7 separate regions of the Homo sapiens genome follow, and all the other regions are linked to region 3. A link is a loop called in an ENCODE intact Hi-C map of the cell type or tissue named here. Cell type or tissue: IMR-90. All regions are shown on one strand.

What was found. Hi-C counts contacts between places; a loop is a spot of excess contacts. Peaks named below come from ENCODE experiments on the same cell type or tissue, not always from the same donor. Only the 100,000 strongest peaks of a DNase experiment are listed, where the experiment ranks them.
Region 1: it touches region 3 in a loop (9-fold over the local background); 2 of 110 quality-filtered maps call a loop at or near these places.
Region 2: it touches region 3 in a loop (7-fold over the local background); 2 of 110 quality-filtered maps call a loop at or near these places.
Region 4: it touches region 3 in a loop (2.2-fold over the local background); 2 of 110 quality-filtered maps call a loop at or near these places.
Region 5: it touches region 3 in a loop (10-fold over the local background); 36 of 110 quality-filtered maps call a loop at or near these places.
Region 6: it touches region 3 in a loop (14-fold over the local background); 39 of 110 quality-filtered maps call a loop at or near these places.
Region 7: it touches region 3 in a loop (9-fold over the local background); 92 of 110 quality-filtered maps call a loop at or near these places.

The regions. Positions count from the first base shown.
Region 1 is chr1:55,716,589-55,720,588 of GRCh38, forward strand. No RefSeq gene overlaps it. Among named protein-coding and RNA genes, the nearest start is that of LINC01753, 230 kb to the right of the region's middle. RefSeq lists enhancers at 3,371-3,871, 3,872-4,000. In IMR-90, no CTCF peak of the experiment used is centred here; DNase peaks (open chromatin) are centred at 273, 693 and 2,453; H3K27ac peaks cover 3,818 bases.
Region 2 is chr1:55,501,900-55,505,899 of GRCh38, forward strand. No RefSeq gene overlaps it. Among named protein-coding and RNA genes, the nearest start is that of MIR4422, 280 kb to the left of the region's middle. In IMR-90, a CTCF peak has its summit at 2,200; a DNase peak (open chromatin) is centred at 1,972; H3K27ac peaks cover 2,809 bases.
Region 3 is chr1:55,283,002-55,287,001 of GRCh38, forward strand. No RefSeq gene overlaps it. Among named protein-coding and RNA genes, the nearest start is that of MIR4422, 59 kb to the left of the region's middle. In IMR-90, a CTCF peak has its summit at 1,966 (motif pointing right); a DNase peak (open chromatin) is centred at 1,990; H3K27ac peaks cover 628 bases.
Region 4 is chr1:55,427,346-55,431,345 of GRCh38, forward strand. No RefSeq gene overlaps it. Among named protein-coding and RNA genes, the nearest start is that of MIR4422, 200 kb to the left of the region's middle. RefSeq lists an enhancer at 1,347-2,546. In IMR-90, no CTCF peak of the experiment used is centred here; DNase peaks (open chromatin) are centred at 2,006 and 3,576; H3K27ac peaks cover 3,832 bases.
Region 5 is chr1:55,336,453-55,340,452 of GRCh38, forward strand. No RefSeq gene overlaps it. Among named protein-coding and RNA genes, the nearest start is that of MIR4422, 110 kb to the left of the region's middle. RefSeq lists an enhancer at 1,708-1,797. In IMR-90, a CTCF peak has its summit at 1,851 (motif pointing left); a DNase peak (open chromatin) is centred at 1,829.
Region 6 is chr1:56,818,725-56,822,724 of GRCh38, forward strand. FYB2 (FYN binding protein 2) reads right to left here and starts at 680. Exons shown (of 20, transcript NM_001004303.5): 1 at 558-680. The coding sequence starts at 566. In IMR-90, a CTCF peak has its summit at 2,493 (motif pointing left); a DNase peak (open chromatin) is centred at 2,477.
Region 7 is chr1:56,583,199-56,587,198 of GRCh38, forward strand. It overlaps the pseudogene RPL23AP85. Among named protein-coding and RNA genes, the nearest start is that of PLPP3, 5.6 kb to the left of the region's middle. In IMR-90, a CTCF peak has its summit at 1,918 (motif pointing left); a DNase peak (open chromatin) is centred at 1,883.

The sequences.
Region 1 (4,000 bases), 430 kb after region 3:
ATTTCCTTTTATTCCATGACTTATTTGGGCATACCAGCCTGCATTTAGCCAACAAGTATTCTATTCTGGTAAAGGACTTCAAGTTTAAGGACTGCCTATTGGTTAGTAGGAGCCAGACCAAAGTGGATTCTTGAATGTCAATCAGAAGCATTGAGATCTTTGAATTTTCACCTTCTTATTGCCCATGATACTTATAGTCACAGAGCCGCCTCAATTTGTGTGCATAGCAATCTAGTTTCAGCATGCTGTCACTGAAACTTCTAACCACAGGGATCTTGGGAGACCTCTGCCTGAACTTCTGTGGGTAGAAAAGGAAGATAGAGCTCAGAGAGCAGTTGTTTATGAAGGTCTTATGGCAAACAAATCTGTACTATCAGGATTTCAAGAAGATTTTATATGATTTATTTAAATTCTAAGGGGTGTGCTTGTGTGTGGGCAGTTACTGTGATTGTAGCTGCTACTGCAGCTACTACTATTACTGCTATTACTGTTATTACTCTTATTGATAATGTTAATATTAATGACAATTGAGAAGTATTAATGTAGTGGTTAAGGTGATGGTCTTTGGAGCTGGAATGCCTATTTCAAAGCCAAGCTCAGTTTTCTTATCATGTATTTGGAATGAGGATATTAGCAGTATTTATTTCATGGTATGGTTCTCAGAACTCAGTGTGTTTATATACATGAAGAGCTTAGGAAAGTATTTGGTTAGTCAGCACTATATAAGTTGTCATTCCTGGCATGATGTTTAGTAGTATTATCACTGTGTATAGTCATGACTTATCTTCAATTTTAAGCAATCTTTAATTGATACGGAGAATCTATGAACACTCCAAATGCCTAGGACTGTCCTGTGCATATTGCCGTAGCATAGTGTGAAATTTCCTGAACTTTTCAGGCAAAGAACCATGCCCGAGAGAAATAGAAGAATAAAAAAGTACTCAAGGGCTCATGTTTCTCAAACTTGGAAAGACTTATGTGGGGGAGGAATGGTGGCTTGTCAGTGCTATATACAGAGTTAGAGAATAAAGACAGCATGTTTTTACAGAATATCACATTTACTAGGAAAATGTAAGTAACATAACATTAGGTAATATTGAATCATCCAGAAATATCATAGAATAAAGGTAAAGTTGACATAATTCTTAGATAATCCATTGGTCTTGGAAGGACTCTTATAGAGATCTGTTTCAGGCTTTACCTTTAGGACCTTCAGGAACACTTGATCACTTTTCTGTGCCCTTAAGGGTCCTTTGGGAATAATGTTTGAGAAGCACCAACCAGCTGTACCCTCTGGGGAGTGATAACAGAAGGCAGAGTATGAGCATGGCCTTGAATAGTAAGCAGGAATTCTGCAAGCAACAGGGGTGGGAATGGGCCATAGCTTTCTGAGAACAATGTGCTCAGGGCAGCATTTTTTGAAGATCATGTTGGCAAGTTATAGTGGAGAAAAGGAAATAAAAGGGATTAGAGTCAAGGGGACCAGTTCAGAGGCTTCTGTAGTCATTCAGGAAGTAGGTAAAGGTGTCAACTCATCACAGAAAACTTTTCATGAGGATATAGGGTGCAGGCTGGGAGATATAAGGTAACATAGGAGTGAGGACCATGGGCATTTGGGTCACTTCTTCACATAACTTACTCATGCTTCCAGGGCTTGTTTGAACCCCATCTCCTATACGTCACTTCCATTTGATGGTAGAGTGCTGATGAACACACCCAACTTTATGGCTTGATGGGCCAGACAACAGTCAGTTCATCCTGGGAAGCTCAGGTCACATGGTAACTTGTAGCCCATGGTTAAATGTTCAATATCTACTAAGGCCCAGTAGGGAAAGCCAGATGAGTGGATATGGAGGGGGAGAGAAGGAAAACAAAGTGAGAACAGTGTGTTGGGAGGTAGGAATGACATCAATCCAAAGGTAGAAGTAAGCCAATGTGCCACTGGCCTGAGACAGACAGTGCCATATGGCTGGGGAAGCCTTCAGAGTGTATAATGTTGGGGAAGTAACAAGACATAAATTTGTATTTTCCTTTTTCACATTTTAATTAAAATATGCTGGGTGTGGAATAGATATTAGAGACAGTATTTTAGAAGTTCAGAGAAGAGAGTGATAGCTTTGGACTAGATGTTGTGGAGAGGTGGAATGGGAGAAGGCTTCCAGAGGAGATGGCACTTGGCCTGAGCCTCAAAGACTCAGTAGGACTTGGAGGGAATGAGAGAGCAGTGCAAACAGGGGAAAGGCATTGAGCCTGGAGTCCTTAAAATAATGCAACTTGGCTCCTGACTTTGATTCATGGGGGAGGAATTCACCCAAGGCCATCAGCCAACTGGAAGAGCTCAAAGGTCAAGGACTGTACATTTTTTCATAGCATTTCTCATTTGTTTGAGCTTAAACGAAGCTGAACCCTGCAGGGAAATGAGCACATGTTACGCATCTCTAAAGCCAGGAGGCTTCATGGCCAGGAAACTATGCTGGTCGGATAGTAATGCAAATGACTAATGCACCCTTCTGAGGTCTCATGTGGTTTGAGACCCCAGGAATCTGGGCCAGGCAGGAGACACATAGGCGGTGGCTCCAAACGAGAATGAGGGTGATTACACAAGAGGCAGCTCAGTTTGGTGAAGTGTTGTTCTGGGAATCAGGAGTGAGGTTTGCTCTCCAGTGTCCCTGAACAGGCCAGGTTCCTTCTCTGGTTTCAGTTACCTTGTGAATGTCTGGCTCTGACATACTAGGGGGCTATGGAAGACCTGGCAAATGTTTAGCCGTGTCTGCATCCTAATGGCAGATGTTAAAATCCAACCACATAGCCTTACTTGTTGCTCCCTAAACACCCGCTTTATACATCACTATGCCTTTAAACATTAAGTTCCCTTTACCAGGACCAGGCTCAGGGACAAGTCACTGTGCACATCTTCCTGCTCCCCCTTTAAGATTCAGTTCATTTCTCTTTGACTGGGAAGTTCTGACTCTCACAGACAGAGCTGGTCATTGCTGCCTTGTGCCTCCACAGCACTTGGGAACACAAAATTTGCCACAATTGGGATCTTGCAAAGAAATGTCAAAGGATTATCTCTTGTTTTTCTCCTGTGGGCTTTTCAAATTCAGGGAGGTCTTTGACTTGGGCTTTTCAGATCAGAATTCTCAGCCTCTAACACTGTGCCTGCCTGGAAAAAGGGCAAATCAATGAGACACAATATTCAGAGAAATAAAATTGTTTCTAATGAAGTTGGAGAGACTAATCTGTTACTTGGGTCTGTGTGAGTGGGCAATCTTTTCACCTGCTTGAGAGTTAAAAAAAAAATCATGAAATAGCCTCCCGATTTACTTTTCTTTCCCAGATTTGTACGTTACAGGTGCAATATTAGAAAGATCACAGGGCACAGAGTTAGACAGATGTGGGTTCAAATGCAAGGTTCACCACTCGGCTTGTTATGTTTTGTTAGAAAATCCACTTAACCCTCTGAACCTTTTCTTCATCTATAAAATTCAATAATATTGACTCCAAAAGATTAGTGTGAGGATTAAGTGAAGCAGGATACATAAAACTAGCATCATCAAAGGTTTTAGAAAGTATGTTAAACACCTACTGTGTGCCAGTCTGACACCAATAACCTTTGGGGAATCCTAATTGTGTATCTTGAAAGTCAGGCAAAGTAGAGCTTTGTTCCCACGCAGAGGACTCAGAGGTGAATTTACTTTCTTCCTAATCAGGAAAGAATTGCAGATGGGTGGGCAAGGTTGGGCCAGCTTCAAGCCTGGCAGATAACCAGTTAGGCTTAGCTGTGTCTATCCTGGTGCCAAAAAATGCTCATCCACAGAGCAGGGCTTTATCCTCAGGGAACGAGGGAACAGCTGCCCCCAGCTGTGCTTGCCACATGTTACTTTGCTTTGTTGAGACAAGCACTGCATGTGACCTGCTGCCCAGCAATGTCCCTTCCTCTGAGGCTGGCAGGGGCTCTTTCCAGAGCACCCCTCCTCAAAGGGACAAAACAGTATGA
Region 2 (4,000 bases), 220 kb after region 3:
GTTTCAATATATTTATTTTGTAGAGATGAGGACTCACCATGTTGCCCAGGCTGGCCTCGAACTCCTGGGCTCAAGCTGTCCTCCTGCTTTGGCTTCCCAAAGGGCCGGGATTACAGGTATGAGCCACCATGCTTGGCTCTCATAAGTTTGAAGACTAGAAGTCAAAAATCCAGCTTTTGGCAGGGCTCATTCTCTCTGGGGGTGCTGAAGATGAATCTGCTCCAGGCCTCTTTCCCGATGGTTGCCAGTAATCCCTGATGTCCCTTGGTTTGTAGCTGCATGACTCCAACCTCTGCCTCTGTCTTCACATGGCTTTCTCCTCTGTGTCTGTGTCTCTTATCCTCTTCTTATAAGGTTGCCAATTATATTATGGCCTATCCTAAACAGTATGACCTCATCTTAACTGTTATATCTGCAAACTGTTTGCAAATAAGATCACACTCACAGGTACCGGAGGTTAGAACCTCACATATCTTTTCTTGTGGGAGACAATTCAACCTGTAATAGCACTAAATTCTTAAGAGATGTCTTTCAACTTCATTTTCTTAAACCAAATGCATTTTTTTTTGTCTTTGAAGTGAAGAATACATTTTAGAAGCAGCTCCTCTTCTAAAGTTTTCTATCCTAGTTATTATCACTCTATAAAATTGTTTAAATGGAAGGTTCTACAGGCTGTATGTCTGGTAGAAAAATGTCCTCCAGTTAAAGGTGTGACCTGCTTCAAAGAAATTGAAGAAACTACTGGAATTCCAGCCCAGGAGGAAATAAAAAATTCCTTAATTGAAATACTAAGAGTCTCGGTAGGGTAGGGATCAGCAAATGGTAAGGCTTGTTTTTTGAAGTAACAAAAACAACAAAAAAATCCAAACAAATAAAACGCTGTTTACATTCAGGATATGGCCAACTTTCCATATAAAGAAAGAATTCTTCTAATATATTTGCTTCAATTCACATTTATGTTTTCGAGGATCTTATTATTTAGCAGTATAATAACATCTCACATTCGTACAATGAATGGCAGTTTACTAAGGGGTCATATAATTAATTTGTGCCTTAAAATCATCATGAGAGAGGAAGACCAAAGAGATTCCCATTTTACATATAAGGAAACTGAGGCAGACTAGAGCGCTGAACGAACTTGCCTAAGATCAGAAAGCTGGTTAGCAATGGAGTTGAAAGCACTGGCTCTCTGGCAAAAAGTCATAGATAATTCTGCAGGGCATGCTGGTAGAGGGTGTGGGCTTTTATTTTATTTTTTAATCCTTCATCCATCTTGAATAAGATAGAACAATTTCTAAATAAATAAATCTGAGCCAGGACTTTACTAAGTGTTGGGGATACATAGTTACTGCCCCCAAATCCGCAAATAATTTCACAGGAGTTGATACTCCCACAAGTCTAAGTGTTGAGTAGAGAGATGCTGGGGTGCCAAGGATTCCACAGAGGGGCTGATTTCAACTGCTGAGGGAGAGGGGATGGGTCAACACAGGCTTCACGAGTTCGGGGACCCAAGCTGAGTCTTGCAGGACAAGGAGAGTTAAACCAGGTGAGATGGGAGGTGGAGGTGGGGCTGATGTTTGCATGCAGGGGAAAGTGCATGGGCAAAGGTATGGCAGAATAGCCAGTGATGAGGCAGGACTGATAAGCAGCATGAAAACCTGTGTCTTGGACTTCACTTAGAGGGCCATGGAAGGTATTATAGAAAGTGAGACAGAAGGTTATTTTAAACCATTGACCCAACTAAGGATGATTTGCCTCTTTCTCTCCCCCACCTCTGCTGGGACATTTGGCAACATCTGGAGACATTTTTGGTTGTCACAATGGTGAGGGGGAAGTTGCTACTGGTATCTTGTGGGTAGAGGCCAAGAGCATTGCTATACATTCTCCATTGCACAGGACAGCCTCCTACAACAAAGGAATGATCTGGCCGAAAGTATCAACAGTGCCAAGGTTGAGAAGCCCTGTTTTAAACAAGGGAATGATATGTCTGATTTGTTTTTCTCTTTTGGAGACAAATTATAAATTTTTCTAGGAGCTAGGGAATTGCTAAGTGACTCAGCAGCTTTGTTTATTTTGAACGTTCTTCCTTCTATAATAGACTGAATATATGGTATTTTCATTTTCTGTTTTGTTTTTATTCTTCTGTATTCTCTATAGAGGGTACTTGATGTGATCCTAGTCTAGGTGAATGGCATCCCCTAGAGTTGTGCAGTGCACAAACTGCACAAAGTCCACATGGCAGGCTTGATGGGAACTGTGATCCTTGAGAAGTCATTCAATGAATACCTGGCTGAGTGGAGTGACCTTAATAGAGTAGCCTTTAAAATTAATCACCCAAGTAGTACTTCTTTTTAGTGTCCAGCACAGCCTGGCAGAGGAGTTCAGAATTTGAGGAATGATTGAACAAATGAAGGGATGATTGAGCAGCCCAAAGAATGGGAAAACTAATTGGATACCAGGTGATGCCGAAGGAGAAACTTGCCATTAAAAATCCCAGCAAGGTATCCTACCAAATTTCTGGAGTGCATTGGAGTGGAAACAAACAGCCCTGTGCCAGGGTCCTCTTGGCTGACACTTCAGAATCCTGCCTCGTGAGGGGCCCCTGGAGTAGAGGCTGGGTTTAGACTCTGGAAAATTACTAGGTTTTCTGGTCTCCTGGGTCCTCTGCTGCCTTATCAGTGAAGCTTTGTCAGTATTTCCATCATAAACCCTGGGTGTGGGGCGAAGTGGCCTATAAAATCTGAATCTGGGCCAAAGCTGGCAGGCACAGAGCCTGTTAAGATGCAATTAGTTTGTCTCAGGGAGTCTTCGGTTGGCTTCTTTGCTTAATTGGGAGAGCACAACCAAGAAATACAGAGGTTTGGTGTGCCTTCTGTCTCTAAGGACAGACACAGAAAGGTTTCTGTTGCAGGGAAGAAAATCGGGCCAGTCTCTAACACAGAGCTCTGGGAAGTAGAGGTTTGAAGAGGGTTGCCCACCAGAAGCTAGGAAATACATCTGGACAGGTGCCAAAGGCAGCTCTGTGCCCCAGGTCAGCCCATGCTCCTCTAGATCTTTCCCTATGGTTAACTTACATGATCCTTAAGGTCTACTTTTATACCTAGGTGAGGATGTTCTGGGATGGTCACAGCAAAATAAAATGATTGTTTAAAGCCATGCTTCACATTTAAGCCTCCCTCACTCCATGGTGACATTCATTCATCATTTCATTTATCACCTATTATTACTTCTTTGTTCAGGCTGAACAACAGTAGGGAATTATAAAGGAATCAGACCTGGCCCTAAATACAGGCATTGTCCCTTGCTTGAGTTACACAGTAGTAAAACCACCAACCTCTTGGAGCCTTAGTTTCCTTACTTTTAAAGTTGAGAAGAAAATACCTAATTTATGGCATAGTGATGAAATTTAAATGATACATAATTTGTAAAAAGACCATAACACTATGTCTGGCCCCCCCCAAAAAGTGTTCCTTAAATAGTACTTTATGCCACTAGTAATAGTACTACTACAATAATAACAAGGTAATAAATGCTGTCCTTGGAGTATATACAATGCTGTAAAAACTCAAAGGTATGAGTGTCTGAGGGTGGGTGGAGGTGAGAGAGGAGTCAAGGAAGACTTCATGGAGGAGGTGACATGACCTGAGACCTGAAAAATGGATTATGAGTTTTCCAGGCAGAGAAGAGAACAAAAACCTTTCCTGTTAGCAAGAACAGCCTATGCACAACTATTGAGTGTGCATGGTCAGTGTGGGGGCAAGGGGATGCCTGTTTGCTATCTGCTCACAGGGTACAGGGTGGGAGGAGGTATGGAGTGGGGATGATCTTCTGGCCTCACTGTGAACCTGCACTGATTGAACCAATCCATTCTTCCTCTCCTCCTCCCTCTTCCCTTTCTCATGTCTGCTTTTAGAACATTTTCTTACATGCAGATTCGTTAATGCATAGGTAAGTTTCATGAGGGAAGGAACTTGCCCTGGGTCACATGGTGAGTCCCAGC
Region 3 (4,000 bases):
AGTAGGTTCAGTGTATTTTAGTAAATGTTATGATGAAGGGAAGCTTGGGAATTTGGGGAGCACATCAAAGCCTAATGGATCTGCTTCATGAAGTTATGGGTATATAATGCTAAACAATATGTCCCAATGATTAAGCATGTGGATCTCAGACTTGGATTTGAATCCTCTTCTGCCTCTTAATAATCATTTTTCCTCGGACAAGACACTAACCTTCTCTAAGTCTCAGTTTTCTCATCTATACAATGGGGTTAAAAATCCCTGCCTTGTGCAATCAGTATGAAGTCATCTGAGATCATGTATGCCAAGCAATTAGCACAAGACAGGTATCAGGGCTCTGTTAGTGGGAATGGGTACGGGTTTTTACAACGTCACCTGGCCCACCATGGGAATGTCTGCTGCTACAGAACACCCAGGAAGCAGAAGGTGGAGAGGGAAGTAGACAAGAATATCCAGGAACCTTCCAGAAGGAGCCTATGGGCACAGCACACTGTGGCCATGGTAGACCCCATCAAGCTTGTGATTGCAGAAAAGCTGCATGTGTGGAGCATCAGTTTCAGAGGATTTGGACCCTTTTCCCAGCTCCGCATAGACTCATTCAATGAACTTGGACTTCCTGGGTCTCCATTTCCCTAAGTGAAAAATGCAAAGGGAATTTTCAAGGTAAATTGGATTCCTACCTCTCTCTCTCTCTCATGCATGGAGAATTAGATTAAGAAGAATTCAGAAGCTTTGTCCACATTCAATAGAATGGAGCATTCAGATGACTCTGGGGTTGGCAGTGAGTTGCAAGGGAACAGTAGCCATGGACTTCACATCTCTGGCTCATCAGTTGGCCCCTAACGCTTGCCGTGTGCTTATTTTGTATCAGATACCACGTTAAGTGCCTTACGTGAGTCACCTCATTTAACTCTCTTAGTAGCCCTATAAGGCAGGAACTATTATTATTCTAATTTTACAAATGAGGAATCTGTCACGGAGAGGTTAAGTAATTTGCCTTATGTCCCATAGTTGTTAGTTGTGGCCAATGTCTTTTCCAGCTCTTATAGTCTACCTAGATTGGAAGCTCTCTTTGAGGAGGAGCCTTATCATATTTATTTTTGAGTCCCCAAGGCCTAGAAGGCTTTCAGACTGTGTTTACTGCTTTGCTGAAGTCAGTGGTTTTAACTGTAAATCAAAGGTCCAAAACATAGAATCACTTGGTGAGCTTAGAAAGTGGCTCACGCAGACCAGGTGCAGTGGCTCATGCCTGTATTCCCAGCACTTTGGGAGGCCGAGGCAGTTGGATCACCTGAGGTCAGGAGTTCAAGACCAGCCTGGCCAACATGGTGAAACCCCATCTCTACTAAAAATACAAAATTAGCTGGGCGTGGTGGCAGGTGCCTGTAATCCCAGCTACTTGGGAGGTTGAGGCAGGAGAATCACTTGAACCTGGGAGGTGGAGGTTACAGTGAGCTGAGACCATGCCATTGCATGCCAACCTGGGTAACAAGAGTGAAACTCCATCTCAAAAAAAAAAAAAAAATGCAGTTCGCACGCCTGGGCTAGTCTCAGATCAGTTGTATCCCACGCTTTGTGTGTCTAATGGAGAACCATGGAGCTAAATATTCTGATTATTATTATTATTTTTTGAGACAGAACTTTGCTTTGTTGCCCAGGCTGGAGTGCAGTGGTGCAATCATAGCTCACTGCAGCCTCAAACTCTTGTGCTCAAGAGATCCTCCCACCTCAACCTCCCAAGTAGCTGGGACTACAGGCATGCACCATCATTTCCAGCTAATTTTTTGTTTTTAATTTTTAGAGACGGAGTCTTGCTATGTTGCCCAGGCTGGTCTCAAGCTCCTGGCCTCAAATGATCCTCCAACCTTGGCCTCCCAAAGGAGTGTTACAAGCGTGAACACCTGGACAATATTCTGATCCTTTACCAACTGCTAGCCCTTCTCCCCTCTTTCTGCTTCTTGGCACTGGGGGGTGCTGTTGGATAGTTTAAAAAGTAGTATTTCTTCCACTCCTGGTTTTTTTTTTTTTTTTTTTTTAAATTTGTCTTGTGTATTTCGTCTCAAAAACTTGGTGGAGAGTTGATGAAATGGACAACAGCCTGAACTAGCCTTCCTGTGGCTCTCTTCAGAATGTTAACCATTGGCGTTTAGGCAGGCAGATATAGAAAGTTTCTGGTGACTCTGCAGTTTAATTCCTTTTTCAGCCTTCCTCCAGGAGCAGTTTATCTTTGTTCAGGAGGACGATGTTTATAAGGAATTATGTGAGGTGTGGCAGGCTAAATAATGAACCTCCAAAGATGTTCATGTCCTAACCCCCACAAACCTGTGAATCTGTCACCTCACTTTGCAGGAGGGACCTTGCAGATGTGATTAAGGTAAGGATCTTGAGATAGGAAGATTATCCTGGTGGACCCTATGTAATCACAAGGGTGCTTAAATACTGGAAGGGGAAGGCAGAAGGTTAGGGTAAGAGAAGGAGAGTTGAGAATAAACGGAAGAGTCAGAGTCAGAGAGTTGTGAAAATGCCCCACTGCTGGCTTTGAAGATGGAAGAAGGGGCTGCCAGTCATGGAATTAAGGCAGCCTGTAGAGCTGGAAGTGGGTTTTCCTCTAGAACTTCCAAAAGGAAGGAGGCTCTGCTGATGCCTCAATTTTAGCCCAGTGAAACCCATTTTGGACTTCTGACCTACAGAATAGTAATATAGTAAATTCGCATTGTTTTAAGAGACTATGTGGTAATTTTAATTTTCATCTTTACAAAGATCCCCAAAATTACAAGAATAAAATTGTTACCCTCGATTTAACAAATGAGGAAAGAAAGACCTAGATTTTGAGTTACTTTCTCGGTGGCACTGAAAACTCAAGGCAGGGTGGTGACAAGGCCCCAGGTTTCCTGATTTCTGCTTTGTTCTCTTCACTAGGGCATAGAGGGCAACATGTCATAACAGGCAGAACTCCTTGGAAGTTGTCTAGCTCAGGGATGGTAAACAGGTTTTATTTGCTTCATGTGCCAACTCTGGACTATTGGTGGCACTGTACTGTGTCCTGCTTACCGGAAAAGGGTGCTGTGATTGATTAGCAATGTCTGCATGGGCTTTGGATGGGTAAGTCTCCCATGGCAACATGTGTGTCATGCATTTGCTGTACCTCAACTAATCCAACCCTCTCATTTAACCAACTAAGAATGGAATCCCAGAGAGGGGAATTGACTTATTCAAAATTATACAATGAACTAGAGACAGAGCTGGGATAATGGTTTTTCTCACTTACTGTCCAGCTCCCAGGGTCACCAATCAGATTTAAAGATTCCAACTTCCTTTTTCTTACCTTAGCAGGACTTCCATTGCTTAAATGGAAACCATTGAGGCAGCCTGGAACATTTATAACCATAGCCTTTCATCTCATCTATGATGCTGTGTAGTATTAAACAAGTTGACTGGTTTTTCTTTGTGCTTACAGATTAATCTGTTTCCACTAGATGTCTTCCCCTATCTCAAGGAGACTGGACAGTTCAAGCATTGTGAAGTTCCCTAACTAGATGTTGCCTAGGAAATGGCCGCCGAGAAAGTTGCAATGAAACACCTTGGCATTGAATGTATAGAGACCTTGACAGGCTGCTTGAGTTGGTAAATTGAGGTCTCTGTGTGTTTCCCTGAGAGGAAAAAAGAATGGCTAGATTTGCACTTTGCAAGAAATAAAAGAAGCGATCCTTTTACCTATGAGGTTATAAAACCCTGGCTTGATTTTGACATATGACTGGGCATTTCATATGGGCTTTTGGCCCTTTGTGGATGAGGCTGGGTTGCTCCCAGGTAATCATAAGCTCCGGGCCTTTTGGATTTGACGGAGGGCAGTGACTTAGGGTTGACACAAATTATTCCACTTGGCTCTTCAAGCCAACTGTAGCCTCCTTAGGCCCTAGGATGTATGAACGGTTTGTAAACTGTAAAGTGCCTTGCAAATGAGAAGTAGAACTCCCATTGTCTTAGCAACAACATAAATTAC
Region 4 (4,000 bases), 140 kb after region 3:
GGCAAGAGTCCACCTACCCACCTCCTCCTCTTGTACTGCTTAATGGAAAGAACATGGGCTTTGGAAACAGAGACCCGTTTCTAAGCCCCTCCAGGATTCATCTCTAAAACTGGGGGTACGGGGGAGGGCTATCTATCAGGGGTGTTGTAAACATTAGCAATGCTGTGCCTAGATCACCTAAACTTAGCATTCAATAACTCTTAGTAATTATTATGGTTTTAAGTACAATACAAATTTTTATTTAAAACTAAATTCTTTAGTATCATAAGCATAGCATTCGAGTTAAAAAACAAACTGCAATCTCAGTCTGCAAACAAGTCCAGAAAAGATTTATTTAAAAAGTCTGAAATTCAGCATTCCACCTCTGTAGTGGTTGGGCACCATATTTTGTACCAAGCACAGCTCATAAATATTCTATCACGGAGGTTGACACACAGGAATGCACCGCAAGATACAAATGCTGCAGTTTGTTCTTCTAGAAGTCTCTTTTAAATGCCTTGCCTGTTGTGCAGAGGGCTCAGGAGTGTCCTGGACTCACAGTCTCAAAGCTCCAGAGATGAACGTGTGGGTTTGTTTGGCTCTCTCCCCTTTCAGCCCTTGCAAATGGAGGCATGAACTAGAAGCAGCACTGTCTTTGTGCCCCCAAGAAAGCCCCACCCTGATTTTCACTAATCAATCACTGAGGCTGTTGATCTTTAGCACTGCTTTCTTTAATGTGTTTGTTATCTGTGAGGCTGGATGGGGCATTAGAATTTTCATCCTTCTGTTAGACGTCATATCTGCCCCGTTTATCCCATTATCATGGGATATTAATTACTTGAAAGATTGTGTTTCTTCTATTTCCTGGCCCACTGGGGTCTTTAGGGTTGGGGACACTGGGGAGCCCATGGATGCTAGCTGCTAGGCTGCTGTGGCTGTGCCGGCCATGGGACAGCATGGGGCAGCAAGTGTGGACAGTGATGCAGGGCCCTCCCTTTCTTTGTGCTGTACTGAAGCAATGGCTGTTGAGAATCTGCAGCTGGGAGGATTTCACTGACAGTTGCTGGGACAAACATTTATTGACCTCCTTCAGGAAGGTCAATTCCTGGCACAGGCTCCCCTTCTTCTACGCCTTTTACCCATGCTATCTCTTCAGCCTTGGAATATCCATCTCCTTTTCTGTGCTTATTAAAATCCTACTTATCGTTTAAAATCCAAGTCGGATGCTGTCACCTCCTTGTAGATGGAGGGTCCCTCCTTGTGCTCCTTTGGGCACCATATGCTTCTTGAGTGTGGAAGCACCCATATTGTATGCAGCTTCAAAATAAGGGTCTAGTCTGTGCCTGAGCTGTAGAGACTTCTTTGTCTGGAGTCTTCCCCTTCTACCAAATCCCCTTCCACTGGGTTTTTTTTTAGTCTTTAGCTCTAAACTGAGCAATGATTTAATCCAGGAGGCCTTTCTTGATGCCAGACAAATGAGACCACTCTCCTCTGTGCTACCTCATCAGAGCACTTCTCATCATTTTCACCAATTGTCTGTTCAATTGTCTTTCCTCCCTGCTGGAAAGTCAGCTATGGGGAAGACAGAAAGCCTGCTTGTTTTGTTTACTGCTGTATTCTTAGTACCTAATCTCCCTCCAGGCCTGTAGTAAGTGCTCAGTAAATACTGAATGAATGAATGAATGAATGAGAGCATCTGGATTCAGGTCTCAGTGCTGCCCCTTATTATCTGTGTGACCTCAGAAAAGTCAATCTCCTAGATCCCTCCCAGCTCTGACATTCTGCTATTAATATTTTGCTACCTCTTTTACCCGGTATCTACAGCTCATGTCCTGGCCCACCCAGCATGAGTCATGCCTCAAGAACCTCAGGCACTCGCTCACTCCAAGGATTTTCCATTCTTTGGAGAACCTTTCACTCTTCAAATATTGTCTTTCTGATGTGGTCCTTGGCAGCGTCATAGATCTCTCCAGCTCACGCAGGTCGGGTCCCTTGATGGGATCAGGCTAGGTCAGCGTAGATGCCTTATCTACTCACTCTGTTCCTGGAAGTCTGGGCTTTGTGCATTCCCATAAAGGGCCCCAGAAGAGGGTGGGATCTGAGCCCGTGATGGACCATGCTGTATGTTGGTGCAGCCCAAGGGGAGGGAAAGCTGTGACTCAGTGTTTGTAAAATGTTAGCTTGTGGAGTGAGTAAGACCAGACCAAGGCTGACTGTTTTGGGAAGTGGTGAGTTGGGTTAATTGAAATTGGAGCCCAAAAGCCAAGGTCAATTCCTGCCATGGTGGCTCTCACTTCCTAGCTGTGCCCTATTACCATGTAATTTAATCTCTCCAAACCCCAGTTTCTTTATCTGTGAAATGGCTACATTAACACCCAGCCTACTCACCCCCTAGCAAGATTTAGAAGTGCTGGAGGGCACATATTTTCATATGGGTGCATATTGAATACATACTATATGACACAAACTTCATATCTGTTATTTAATCGAATTCTCAGAACAGCCCTGCATGGTTGACAGTTCAGATAAGATTCTGGCCTCAGCTCTGGGTTTCAATACAGCAATGTTTCCCCAGTTGTGTGTTGGATCACACCTTTCCGCTGGGCACGCTCTTTCCCACCCGAGGTTAGGAAATATAGGTTTTTGTGGTCAAACATGTTTGTTTAATCCTACATTGGGACCCACTGGTGTACAGTAATTAGGATTTAAAGGGAAAAGATCTAGCCACCCCAGAACTCTCAGTCTTATGCTCAGCAGCCTGGAGTTGGGCTCCCCAGTGTTTCAGTTGTTAGGCAGGGCAGCCATCCCCTGCAGACAGGGCTCCGTCTGTGATGCCTGGGAAGGGGCATCACCAGTTGGGGTCTTTGACTCAACTTCAGTGTCATGAAGGATTTCTGCATTTACATTTTGTTTTGAAATTGTGCGGGAGGCGGGTGGGATCTGGCAAGATGGCCGAATAAGAACAGTTCCGGTCTGCAGCTCCCAGTGAGAACAACATAGAAGGCAGGAAATGTCTGCATTTCCAAGTGAGGTACCCAGCTCATCTCACTGTGACTGGTTAGACAGTGGGTGCAGCCCATGGAGGGCGAGCCAAAGCAGGGTGGGGCATCGCCTCACATGGGAAGTGCAAGGGGTCAGGGAATTCCCTCCCCTAGCCAAGGGAAGCTGTGAGGGACTGTGCCATGAGAGATGGTGCTATCCGGCCCAGATACTACACTTTTCCCACAGTTTTTGCAACCCACAGACCAGGAGATTCCCTCGGGTGCCTACACCACCAGGGCCCTGGGTTTCAAGCACAAAACTGGGCAGCCAATTGGGCAGACACTGAGCTAGCCGCAGGAGATTTTTTTTTCATAGCCCAGTGGCACCTGGAATCCCAGCGAGACAGAACCGTTCACTCCCTTGGAAAGGGGGCTGAAGCCAGGGAACCAAGCGGTCATGCTCAGGGGGTTCCACCCCCATGGAGCCCAGCAAGCTAAGATCCACTGGCTTGAAATTCTCACTGCCAGCACGGCAGTCTGAAGTTGACCTGTGACACTAGAGCTTGGTGGGGGTAGAGGCGTCTGCCATCACTGAGGCTTGAGTAGTCAGTTTTCCCCTCACAGTGTAAACAAAGACACTGGGAAGTTTGGACTGGGTGGAGCCCACTGCAGTACTGCCAAACTGCTGTAGCCAGACTGCCTCTCTAGATTCCTCCTCTCTGGGCAGGGCATCTCTGAAAGAAAGGCAGCAGCCCTAGTCAGAGACTTATAGATAAAACTCCCATCTCCCTGGGACAGAGCACCTAGGGGAAGGGGTGGCTGTGGGCGCAGCCTTAGCAGGCTTCATCGTTCCTGCCTGTTGGCTCTGAAGAGAGCAGCAGATCTCCCAGCACAGTGCTTGAACTCTGCTAAGGGACAGACTTCCCCCTCAAGTGGGTCCCTGACCCCTGTGCCTCCTGACTGGGAGACACCTCCCAGCAGGGATTGACAGACACCTCATACAGGAGAGCTCTGGCTGGCATCTGGTGGGTGCCCCTCTG
Region 5 (4,000 bases), 53 kb after region 3:
CATGTTGGCCAGGCTGGTCTCAAAATCCTGACCTCAGGTGATCTGCCCACCTCGGCCTCCCAAAGTGCTGGGATTACAGGTGTGAGCCACCATGCCTGGCATGGCAGCAATTCTTGTTCTTGAGGTTTTCCATATTGTTCGATTTTATTCCGTGTTTGTCTCTGCAGCTGAGTCCTGTAGTTGAAAAAGCACTGGTGCCTGGGATTGAGACCTGGGTTCTCTGGTTCTGTCACTAATTCTCCTTGCAACTAGCAAGTCACCTCCCTTCTCTGGGCTTGTTTACACAGCTATAATTGGAGATAATAAAAATGTTCACCTAGACTCATGGTGAAGATAAAGGGAATTAAAGATGTGAAAGTTTGCTTTAACCAAAAAAAAAACTCTATAGATATATGGTGTTATGTGCATATTATTAATAGGGGTAGGCTAGGGTTATGATGATGAATAAATAAGTCACTCCATGTGACATGCTTAGCAAGGGATAAAGTGCTCAAAAATTAGTTATTATTTTTCTTTTTTATAATTTGACCAAGAGCCAATTTATCCAGAGACACTTTTGGAATGGGTTTAGGTGTAAATCATTTTCCTTAAGAAATCTGAACCCGAGCTGCTGTCCAGAGGCCAGAGTGCCGGGGCTGAGCTCTCACTCCTGCCCTAGCCCCTGCTCAGTTCAGGGGTCTCGTGGAGGGCGGCTGCAGCTTAATGTTTCATACTGTCTCTGCTACTCCACCTCTGTGAGATAGCCACTCTTACTATTTCTGTTCTACAAAACATCTCAGAGAGGGGACACACCTTGTCCAAGGTCACAGAGCCGGCCTTAGTTGTGGCCCAGAGCAACCTGGAGTGGAAGCTGCCAGATTTAATACCACCTCTGTGGAGTGTGAGCAATGGCCCGAGGTCATTGTGTGTAGGGGCCTAGCACTATGGTGGCAGAGGCAGGGGTGTGGCAAGCAGTCCTCTACTCTTGCTACCTTCAAAGGACTCATGTTTTTAAGGAGATGGATGTGTTAACATTTAACTGTGGCAATAAAGTCATCTTTAGAGTCATTTAAATTCCAATTCAATCCCATCTCCAAAATTTACTAGTTGTGTGACTTGAATAATTTAATAACAATAATAATCATAAAAAGCTTCCACTGTTTCATACTTGTCACTAACACCATTCTAAGTGCTATATATTACAGCAGCTCTAATTTTTTTCTGGTAATTTGGCAAGAGAGGTATTATTATTTTCATCTTGCAGAAGGAGCTGAAGCTTAGAGAGCTTACAGTGAATTTCTCTAAGCGTATCAGTCAGGGTCCAGTCAGAAGATAGAAAATGCACACTCATTTGAGTAGGGAAAGTTTAATATAAAGAGCTGCTAACTAGCAACAAGGAAGATTAACTACTGAGGGGTAAGGGTTACTTGAAATAATGCAGGAATAGAGGATTTAGGGAGCAGTACTACCTCTAGGGCTAAGGCAGGGTACCCAAGGAAGGAACACATCTGGAAGATAACACCCTCTCCTCAAGGCTGGGATTCAGACCTCATTGGATGGGTGTGGCTATAGCCCACTGGAGGATGGAGAGGTTTGCTGAAGTGCCACAGTGGGAAACCAGCCTCTGGGGTGCTGACAAAACTCTCCAGGGATTTGTCTTCTGGGAGTGTGACAAGACTTCCTGGGGAGCCACTCATGGAAGTGCTGCTGAAATTTGCTGGGAAGCTACCCTCTGGGATGCCGGTGAAACGTGCTAAGCTATGAGCATAACTGGATGTCCTTTACAAGCTGGTTGCTATTGACAAGGAGCAAGAAGGCAAGCGTGTGGAACCAGGAAGAAAAGTCCCCTTGTAGTTTGCCTGTAGTGCCCTCTACTGACAAAGCTTAATATAATACCAGCCGGTGAAGGAGAAATGTTCATAGGGTCCAGCTCCAGCCTCACAAAACTGGGCAATGAAGAATGAATGTGGCACTGAGAGGCGATACACTGATAACTGGCACAGTAAATATTAGAACCTATGAAAACCCAGGCTTATCTGACACAAAAGCCCAAATTCTTTCTACTATAACACTGCCTGATATGGTTTGGCTGTGACCTCACCCAAATCTCATCTTGAATCTCAATCTCCATAATCCCCACGTGTCAAGGGCGGGACCAGATGGAGGTAATTGGATCATGGGGTGGTTCCCCCATGCTGCTCTTGTGATGGTGAATGAGTCTCATGAGATCTAATGGTTTTATAAGCATCTGGCATTTCCCCTGCCACCCTGTGAAGATGGTGTTGCTTCTTATTTGCCTTCTACCATGATTGTGAGTTTCCTGAGGTCTCCCCAGCAATGTGGAACCGTGAGTCAATTAAACCTCTTTCCTTTATAAATTACTCAGTCTTGGGTATTTCTTCACAACAGTGTGAGAACAGACTAGCACACTGCCTTTTTTTTTTCAGTGTCTATGATTTTATTGGAACATGGCCATGTTTGTTTACATATAGTCCTTGTCTGCTTTCACACTTCTACTGAAGAGATGTGTACTTGTGCCTGAGACCTTATGTCAGAGTGCTTACATTCTGCTCAGCACCCTACAAATCTCAGTGATGGAGTTATAATGCCACAATGTTTTGAGGGCTGTGTGTATCTCTTTACTTCAACATTTTATTTAGTTTAACTGCCAGTTCATATCCAGAACACTGACTTTTTTGACCTTTAGTCTTCCCATCTCTAAACTGGCAACAATAATACTTAACTCATAGGAGGCTGTATGCATCAAATGAGATGACATAAGTGTAGGTTTGGGATATGAGAGAAGTTCATTGAGAGTGGCTTACTGGCCTGCCTTTTTAATAGAACTCTGTAAGAGATTTGAGGCATAATCAAGCCCATTTTTCTAATTTCATAGGAGACAAAACTGAGGTACAGATAGACATGATTTAGCTCAGGTCTCAACACCTACCAATGGTTTTGAGGACAATAATTAGAATCTGGGCCACCTGACATTTATTTCATTTCTTTTCTTAGTCAAACTCTGCAGCTTCAAATTTGAAATCTTAGTTAGCATTGAAGTAGGGAGAGGGTATAGCTCCATGTGAAATTATTTAACAGTGGCTGGCCTTACACTGAGGCCAATACCAAGACTTAAAAAAAATTTACAAGGAGAAAAGGCTATTTTGGCCAGTCCGAAATTTTTTCTTAAAGATCAAGTTAGAGTTTTTATTTTATTACCAAATTCACAACATGTGACAAGTCAAGTTCATTAACAATAATAACATTTTGACATAGAGAGGAATATAAATAAATATTCCATTACCATAAGAGCGTCCTCTTGGACTTCTCATTTCCATCCCCAATTTCCTCCTGTAATTGCGTGGAGACCTGGTAACAATATTCCAGCCTGAGTCATCTGGGAAGGCTACAGTCTCTTTCTCAATTTTTCAAGAGTTTCCACTTGTGGGTTTCTCTTCCAATCTACATATTCTCTTTGGGGGATTGCAAACGTAAGTCTGGTTTTAGCTGTGTCCTCCAAATAATAATTGCCAAACCACTGTCTTTGGGTCAGACCTCTCTGACCACCTTCAGACTTCCCTTTCTAATGCCATCCGGGCATGTCCACATACATTTCTCCAGGCACCTTAACCTAGTAGTCCCTCCCATAATGAGCTCAGCATTTGCTTCCAGATCTGCTGCTCCTGCCTTTTGTCACTTCTTCCTGCACTTTGAGTTTTGATTCTAGATTCTTATCATGGACCACAGGCCCTGCCTAAGTTGGTCTCTGCTACTCTCTCTCATTCATATTGTGCCACTCTTCCTTTTATTCATTTTCTTACTTTTTCATTTACATCTTCAAAAGCCTTTCCTGCCCCAAGGTCTTCAAACAAGATGATTTTTTATTTGTTTGTTTTTGTCTGATATACTTGTCCTCTGACTTTTTGTCTGGTAAATTTCTTCTCATTCATTAGGCCTTCGTTTAAATTTAATGTCTTCAGAGAGACTTTCTCTAACTGCTCCTGCCCGGTTGTAAATTAGA
Region 6 (4,000 bases), 1.5 Mb after region 3:
TGTACCAGTAATTCTCTTTCATGAGTGAGGGACCCAGGGCTCAGGATGACGGACACACTTGCCCCAGGCCACACAGTTAACAAGGAGCAGAACCCGGTCTAGAGCCACAAGCCACAAAAGAGCAATGCACAGCCGGCTTCCTAGCACCAAGCACTGCTCTCTGACCAGGAGGCCCGCTAATCACTGCAGAGGCCAGATACAGTCCACAAGGGCAAGTAAACACAGAGAGAAGCCAGCGGGCGCTTCAACGGAGGATCTGGGAATAGGTCAGGAGTCCAGCTGGCTGGGTAGAGCTAGGCCACATGCTGTCATTCCTCAGCACCTCCTGTCCCCTCACACTCCAGGTGGCACAGGACATGGCACACTCCTCTTCCCTCCCACCCGCCCTGAGCAAAGCCAGTGTGAGCAGAAATGCACTGGCTGACACCTGACATGTTTATTCCTGCCCAGGAGGCAGCACACACAAGCAGTTTTTCCCCAGGGCTCTCAAGTGGGAGGAACTTGTCCTGCAAGAAAAGACACACAGAAAGCCAGCAACAAAACTGAGACAGCCTTACCCCTTCCATTGCTTTCCTCCAAGGCAGAGTCAGGGAAACAAGCCCAGCCTCTCAGAGCTGGGTCCTGGGGCCAACAATCCGCTTTCCTCTGTCTCTGCTAGCCAGGGAGCAATCACTTCCCACAGGACACACCTGAGCCCAGGCTCCCCACCTGCCCCATCTGGGCCGAGGCTCCTCCCTTGCCTGGGGCTGGGCCAGGGCCGGCCGCCATCCTCCCAGCTTGGCTTAGACCAGCACCTGCAGGGGACTGGGGAGAGTACTCCACCTGCAGTCCTGCCAAGCCCACCTCTTCTCAGCAAGCGGCTCTTCCCGTTGCTCCCCTCCGGCTGGTCTGACAGTCACTCACTCTCCAGGGCATTTGTGCCCAGGCAGCAGGAGCTGTGAAGGAATGGGGATGGCAGGCTCCTGTTAGTACAGACCATGCAGGCTGGACAGTGTGATCCCCGTTAGTAACAACCTCTGCCAGCTCCGCCCCTGCAGACGGCTACTTAATTTCACAAACCCTTTCTCACGGTCAGGGAAACCAAAGCCCAGCAGGACAGCATGCCTAAGCCCACAGGGGGATTTAGTGGAGGCCAGAAAAGGAGTTAACATAAAGGAGCACCCTGTTTTTGGCCTGGTGTTTATTGAGGCATTTGGATTCCCATTTTAAAAGGTGAAGAATGGCCGGGTGCAGTGGCTCACACCTGCAATCCCAGCACTTTGGGAGGTCGAGGTGTGTGGATCACTTGAGGTCAGGAGTTTGAGACCAGCGTGGCCAACATGGTGAAACCCTGTCTCTACCAAAAATATAAAAAAAATTAGCCAGGTGTGGTAGTGGGTGCCTGTAATCCCAGCTACTTGGGAGGCTGAGGCAGGAGAATTGCTTGTACCTGGGAGGCAGACGTTGCAGTGAGCCGAGATCATGCCACTGCACTCCAGGGGGACAGAGTGAGACTCCGTCTCAAAAAAAAAAAAAAAAGTGAGGAAACTGAGTCTCAGAGAGATGGTAACACCTGCCCATGGTCACATAGGTAGTAACTAGAAGAGCCAGGGTTGGAACCCAGATCTGGCTGACTCTAAAGTGATTTTATTTTGCTGGGGTTATTTTTGTTTGTTTGTTTTTCTGACAGAGCTGGAGATGGAAACCCAAACCTCAGTTGCCAGTTTTGGGGCTTTCAGCTCTCCCGGGGTTGGGGATGGGCAGAGTGGGTGGCCTGCGCCCTGCTTTATGTGTAACCGGTGTGACTTTTCTTGCTTTGTCAAGTTCTTAGAAATCTTCTCCTGTCCTGACCAGGGAGAGGCGGGGTGGAGCACAGGTGAGGAGACCCCGCCTGAGGGCCATTTCCTCTAACAGGTGATTCCCAAACCTGGCTGATCACCAGAGCTGCCTGGGAATCTATCAAAAATACAGGATTCAAGTCCCAGACAAAACACTGCATCAATGCTTCTGGCCCAGGGACTGGCAGTTTGGGTTTTATAAAAGCCTTTGAGGTCTATGTATTTTAAACTTTATTAATGAATGACTCACAGTAAGATGTACCTTTTACATCCTTCCTCAACACACATACACATCAGCTAAAAGAAAAACTCCCCAAAGCAGTACTCACTCTTACCTTGTGTAATCGTGCTGATATTTTCCATTCTGTTCTGAGCCATGACATGCCATTGAATTAAATAAATGGTAGCACTTTCTTGACTTCATGACTCTCTGTTTGGCCAACACTGCTGTGTAGACTCTGCTCCCAGTCAGTTGGGGGGCCTATTTCTGAAGCTAAAGGGGACCCAGGCCAAAAGTCATCTGTAACTTTCCCTTAGCACTCTGGTTCATGCTCCTATGTGTATAAGTTTGTAAATAAAACAGTGGAGGAAGCTCTCGGGAGAACTTGGAGCCCTCCCCGCAGTCCCAACTGATAATTGGGCTGTCAAATTCCCTTTGCTCCTAGTGCAAGGGCTCCCCCTAGTGGCCTCAGGCCAGCCTACACTGGCAGAGTGGGTGGAGCAGGGCAGCAGGACTCTCATCTCCGCCTTCCTGGGAGGTCTGCGCATTTTGCTTTGGTTTCTGGCTAGTTACAGTGCTAGGTCCTAGGCACTAATCATTGGTAGCTGTTAGGGGTGGGTACTGTTTTGCCAGTCGGCTTAAGAGCTATGACTCTTGGAATGGCAGAGGATCCCTTGCTGTATGTCTTACGATCCTCTAGGTGCTAAACTCAGTTTCCCCACTAGCTGCTGGTCTTGGGAAAGTCAACTCTGAGATGTATGTTTCTCATCTGTAAAAGTAAACAAGAGTCTGGCAGCGTTGGCTTAAGGACAAATGGCCATGGGAAAATCTCCTGATAGGGTTGCTTAGCAATGAGTAAACACCAGTAATGTCAGTTCCTCTCTTTCTTTCCCCTCTCCTCCTCAATGGTTGGTGGCTGTGTCATTGTCAAAGTGCCCATGTAGCACTTGGATATACAAATGAAGTAGCATCATTTTATTTCCCTGTAATAATCCCAGTTTTCTCATGGGCCCCCATCCCATAAGTGGCAGATCCTTGTATTCATTTGCTATAAGGAGAACTCATACATGACTACATGGGAGGGTGAAGGCAGAAGAGGTGGGTACAAATTGCTGACATTGTGGGGAAAGTTTTGGATGGGAAATTTGAAGGTTGACCTAAGTTGCAACAGATATCACTACACCTTATGAATAAATATTTCAATTCAGTAAAGATGTATGAAATCCTGCTATATCCAAGGTGCTTTGGTGACCTCCTGCTAGCTTTAGGCCAGGGCAGATCTTACTGGCCTAAAGCCAGGAAGGTTCACTTAATCATGTATAAAGAAATGACTGACTGAGCACCTACTGCCTGCTGGGATCAGTGCCCCAGACCTTGCGAGCATCATTTTATTTAGTCCTTATTATGATCCTAATTTTCCAGCAGAGGAAACTGAGGCACATACAAGTTAAGTCTCCTCTTCAGGTAACACAACCAGTGGAAGATCAGAGACTTCAATCCAGGAAGGCTGACTTCAGAGACCATGCTCACAGGTGCTCTGTTTGCTTCTATTTAAATCGTAGAGAAATACAGAATCATAAACTCACAGCATTGGAGAGCTTGAAGGGTTCTTTGAAGCAGTTTTTTCCAAACTCAATTTTGAACGTAGTCTGTGAGAAAGCTTAGCAGATACTTAGGCTGAAGTTTGGCTCAAAATCTTCTAGATATTTCTAGTTGTTCAAGCCCCTAGTTCCAGTTTGCTCCTCTGCGTAGCAGGGATGACGTGCCATACTCTCCAAAAAGGGCCCATCCATTCTTCGGGGAACTGAGCAGCAGAAATCAGTATTTCCAGCACATTCTTAATGTTTCCAAACCTTACTTTCAATCTCAGATTCTGCTTGGAGCTCTGCAGTGTCTCCTATTATGTCTCAGTCTTTCCTCTCTCAGCAAACATATTACTTACACTTTGTATCATAAGCAATGG
Region 7 (4,000 bases), 1.3 Mb after region 3:
CCAAACTGTTATATTCATATTCCACCTCTGGTTTTTACTAAACAAAAATTGCTAGCTTGCTGCTATAAGTGTTGGATTTGATATCACGAGTGCTTCCAGAGGACTGAATGGAAACATCTACCGTAATACTCCTGAGAAAAGGCAGGAAGGGGCAGGGGATTAGCAGAAGGGTTTCTGCTGTTTGACCTGAGGCAAGCTGAATAACCTCCCTGAACCTCAGTTTCCTCAACTTTTAAATGGGGCTGACATTTTCTGTAGTTGTGAGGAGGGTTTAAAAGTATAAAATGAAATAATACATTTGAAAATGCTTGGTACACAATAGGCAATCAATAAATATTAGTTGAATGTTAATTTTGTTTTTTCTTTGAGATAGAGTCTTGCTCTGCCACCCGGGCTGGAGTGCAGTGGCGCGATCTCAGCTCACTGCAGCCCTCCTGAGTTCAAGCGATTCTCGTGCCACAGCTGGGATTACAGGCATGGCCACCAAGCCTGGCTAATTTTTGTATTTTTAGTACAGACGGGGTTTCACCATGTTGGCCAGGCTAGTCTTGAACTCCTGTCCTCAAATGGTCCGCCCACCTTGGCCTCCCAAAGTGCTGGGATTATAGGCGTGAACCACTGCGTCTGGCAAGTTGAATGTTAATATTTTCAATGAACACTTTATTTCTACAAAATACCTCATTTAAATACAGCTATTTAAAAAGCATTTATCAAGTACCACCTTGAATATAACCATTTAATTGTAGTCATCCTTCCCTGAATAAAATAACATCTTCAGCCTCTCAACTCCTGTCTTTTTAAAATATGCAATTTCTTGAGGTTTCAGAAAGTATTAATTCAAAATACTTATTTTCTTGAACGATTTACTTATATGTTGTTTTCTTCAGGATTGTTTGTGAAATCTAAGAAAAGCCATTTGCTTAAGCTAATAATCTTGTGAGAGTACAAGTGAAAGTACTTTCATTTTAAAAGCACTTTCACATCTATTATCTTATTTTTATCTTTACAACTCACTGAAGTAGGTGGAGTTGCTATCATTAGTCCCATTTTACAGATGAGAAAACTGAGGCAAGCTCACTTAACTGGATAGAACTGGTTTTCCCCATAGGTAAAATGAAAATGATTCTAACATTAGCTCATGCAGGGTGAAGTGTATAATGCTTTACAGTTTATAATATTTATAATACAGTTATACCCCTTACAGTTTATAATGCTATTTACATTCACTGATCTTGTTTCCGAATAGGTAAGGCAGAGATTATTATCCTTGTTTTAGAATAAGGAAATTGAATCTTGGAAAGATAGGAGATTTGATTAAAGTTGGTGGTGAGGAGATTCCTGAAGAGCCACTGGAATCCAGGTCTCTTAATTTCTAAACTAAGGTTTTTTTCTTTACCCCACAAGGTCTCACACTCAAAGGTGCTCAGAAATTTCTGCTGTTCAACAGTGAATTCACAGAGTAACTTAGAGGGACTGAAGAATTAGCTTCATGTCTTTAGTAAAGAGACAGAGGGGAAGTTGTATTTTGTTTGTAATTTCTTACAGGCTTGGAAGGGAACAACATTGTTGCACCTTGTGTCTCTGAAACACATTTGGCTTCATAATTTGTCAAGCAGTTTTTTTGTTACAAAAAGGGAGCTTTAAGAACACAAAATCGTAGTGGTACTGGAAAGCAGTCTTGGATTCATGTCAACATTTTTACCCTTTTACAAGTAGTAATCTTTTCTTAGCTAGAAATTAGAGCAGTTAAGAGCTAATCTTATGGTAATTCAAACAGTTAATGTTGTTCATTAAAAAAAAAATTAGAACGGATGGAGGAACTTGCAAATAAAGATGCTTCAGAGAATTTCCAAAACTGGTCAACTAGAGCTTGGCTGATAACTTAAAAGGAGAGTGATGCTGCCATCTTGTGTCATTATAGGAAAGTGCCATGGCTCCCAAAGTGAAAATGGCAGTAATTGGGGGATGGGGAATGATTGAAATGGGAATTAAGAACTTTTATAGCAAACATAAAATAATAGCCAACAGCGATTCGATTTTGACTATCCTAATATTGGTTATTCATTCAATAGAAATTTATTGAGCATCTGCTATGTACCAAACACTCTTCTATAAGCTAGGGATATGGCAATGAATAAAACAAAAATTCCTGTCCTCATTGAACCTTTAGGCTTTAATTATTCGATACGTGTTAACTCCTTTAATATTCCAAGCATCCCTGTAAGGAAGGTTTTTTCATTTTACAGATGAGGCTACTGGGGCACAGGAAAGTTAAGTAACTTTAACTGCCAGGTGATAGAGCCTGGATTTGAACCCAGGCAGTCTGAGATAGGAGCCATCAAGTCTTTATTACTATTACTTTTAAATGATTATTTTTCTGGTGAATATTTAGAATTAGCCAGCTGGACTCAGCTTAGATGATCCCAGTTTTGTTGGCCACATCCGAAACGTAAATCAGGAGGCAATTGAACATATGTGTTCTCTCCACCAGGCCTGATCAGGGTGTTGACCTTGGCCACATCAGGGTCATAGAGCTCCTTCATAGCCTGTTTGATCTGGTGCTTGTTTGTTGGCCTTGATATCCACAATGAACCCAAGTGTATAATTGTTTCCTTTTTCGTTTTTGCACATTACTTCCTTTATAGTTTATCATGAAGACTTTCAAATATACAGAAAAGTTGAAAATAATTTACCATGAGCATTTATATGCCCACTCCCTAGAATCCACCATTAATACTTTATTCTACTTGTTTTATCACATATCTATCATTCTGTTATCCATCAATCCATCTCGATTGTCATGTTGTTTTCTATCTTCTTCATAGCAGACTCAGTGGTCAGTGGAACTGATGAGGCAGAGTGAGTAAGCTTGTTTCTCCTGGGGGTGCTCATCCAAGGATATTTGGGCTGCTTCCACAACCACAGTGCCTTGGGCCACCAGAAAGAGGGTGCCATATGGATCTTTTTTTTTTTGTGGCCAAAGCCTTTGTTTTGGCATCAGCTTCGGTGGGGGCAGGAGCTTCCTTCTTCATCTTCAGCGCCATCTTGTGAAAAGGCTAAGATGTTAATAATTAATCTGTAATGAATAAACTTTGTCTGTGTAAGGCAGCAGCCCCCAACCTTTTTGGCATCAGGGACTGGTTTTTTGGAAGGTAATTTTTCCGTGGACCGGGGAGGGGAGTGGGGGGATGGTTTCAGGATAATTCAAGCACATTACATTTATTGTGCACTTTATTTCTATTATTATTACATTGTAATATATAATGAAATAATTATACAGCTCACCATAATGTAGAATCAGTGGGACCCCTGAGTTTGTTTTCCTGTGACTAGATGGTCCCATTTGGGAGTGATGGGAGACAGTGACAGATCATCAGGCATTAGATTCTCCTCCTTGCAAGCGCAGTTCACAGTAGGGTTTGTGCTCTTATGAGGATCTGATGCCATCGATGATCTGACAGGAGGCAGAGCTCAGGCAGTAATGCGAGCTATGGGGAGCAGCTGTAAATACAGATGAAGCTTTGTTCGCTGGCTGGTGGCTCACCTCCTGCTATGCAGCCCAGTTCCTAACAGGCCACGCACCACTACTGATCTGTGGCCTGGGGGTTGGGGAAGCCTAGTCTAAGGCACACAGGAGAAAGATTAGTGGTTTCTGAAGTGGTACTTTAATTGTGTGCATCTGGGAGAAAAGAGCAGAAGGTTGTTTGTGTGCATGATGTGCACATATATATATAAACATTTATGCATTTATTCACCGAATTCAAATATATGTATATATATACACTCACTGTATACATATGTGTATATTTATTCAATATATATGTGTATTTACTTGCTCATTTAATCATTCATCAAATTTCATGATCACCTTTTCTATGCTAGGATTTATGCTAGGTGCTGGAGATAATCAAATTAATGCTTATGGCTTCTTTCTTCAAATGACTAATTTTTAGAAAAACATGTGAACAGGGCCAGGTGTGGTGGCTCACACCTGTAATCC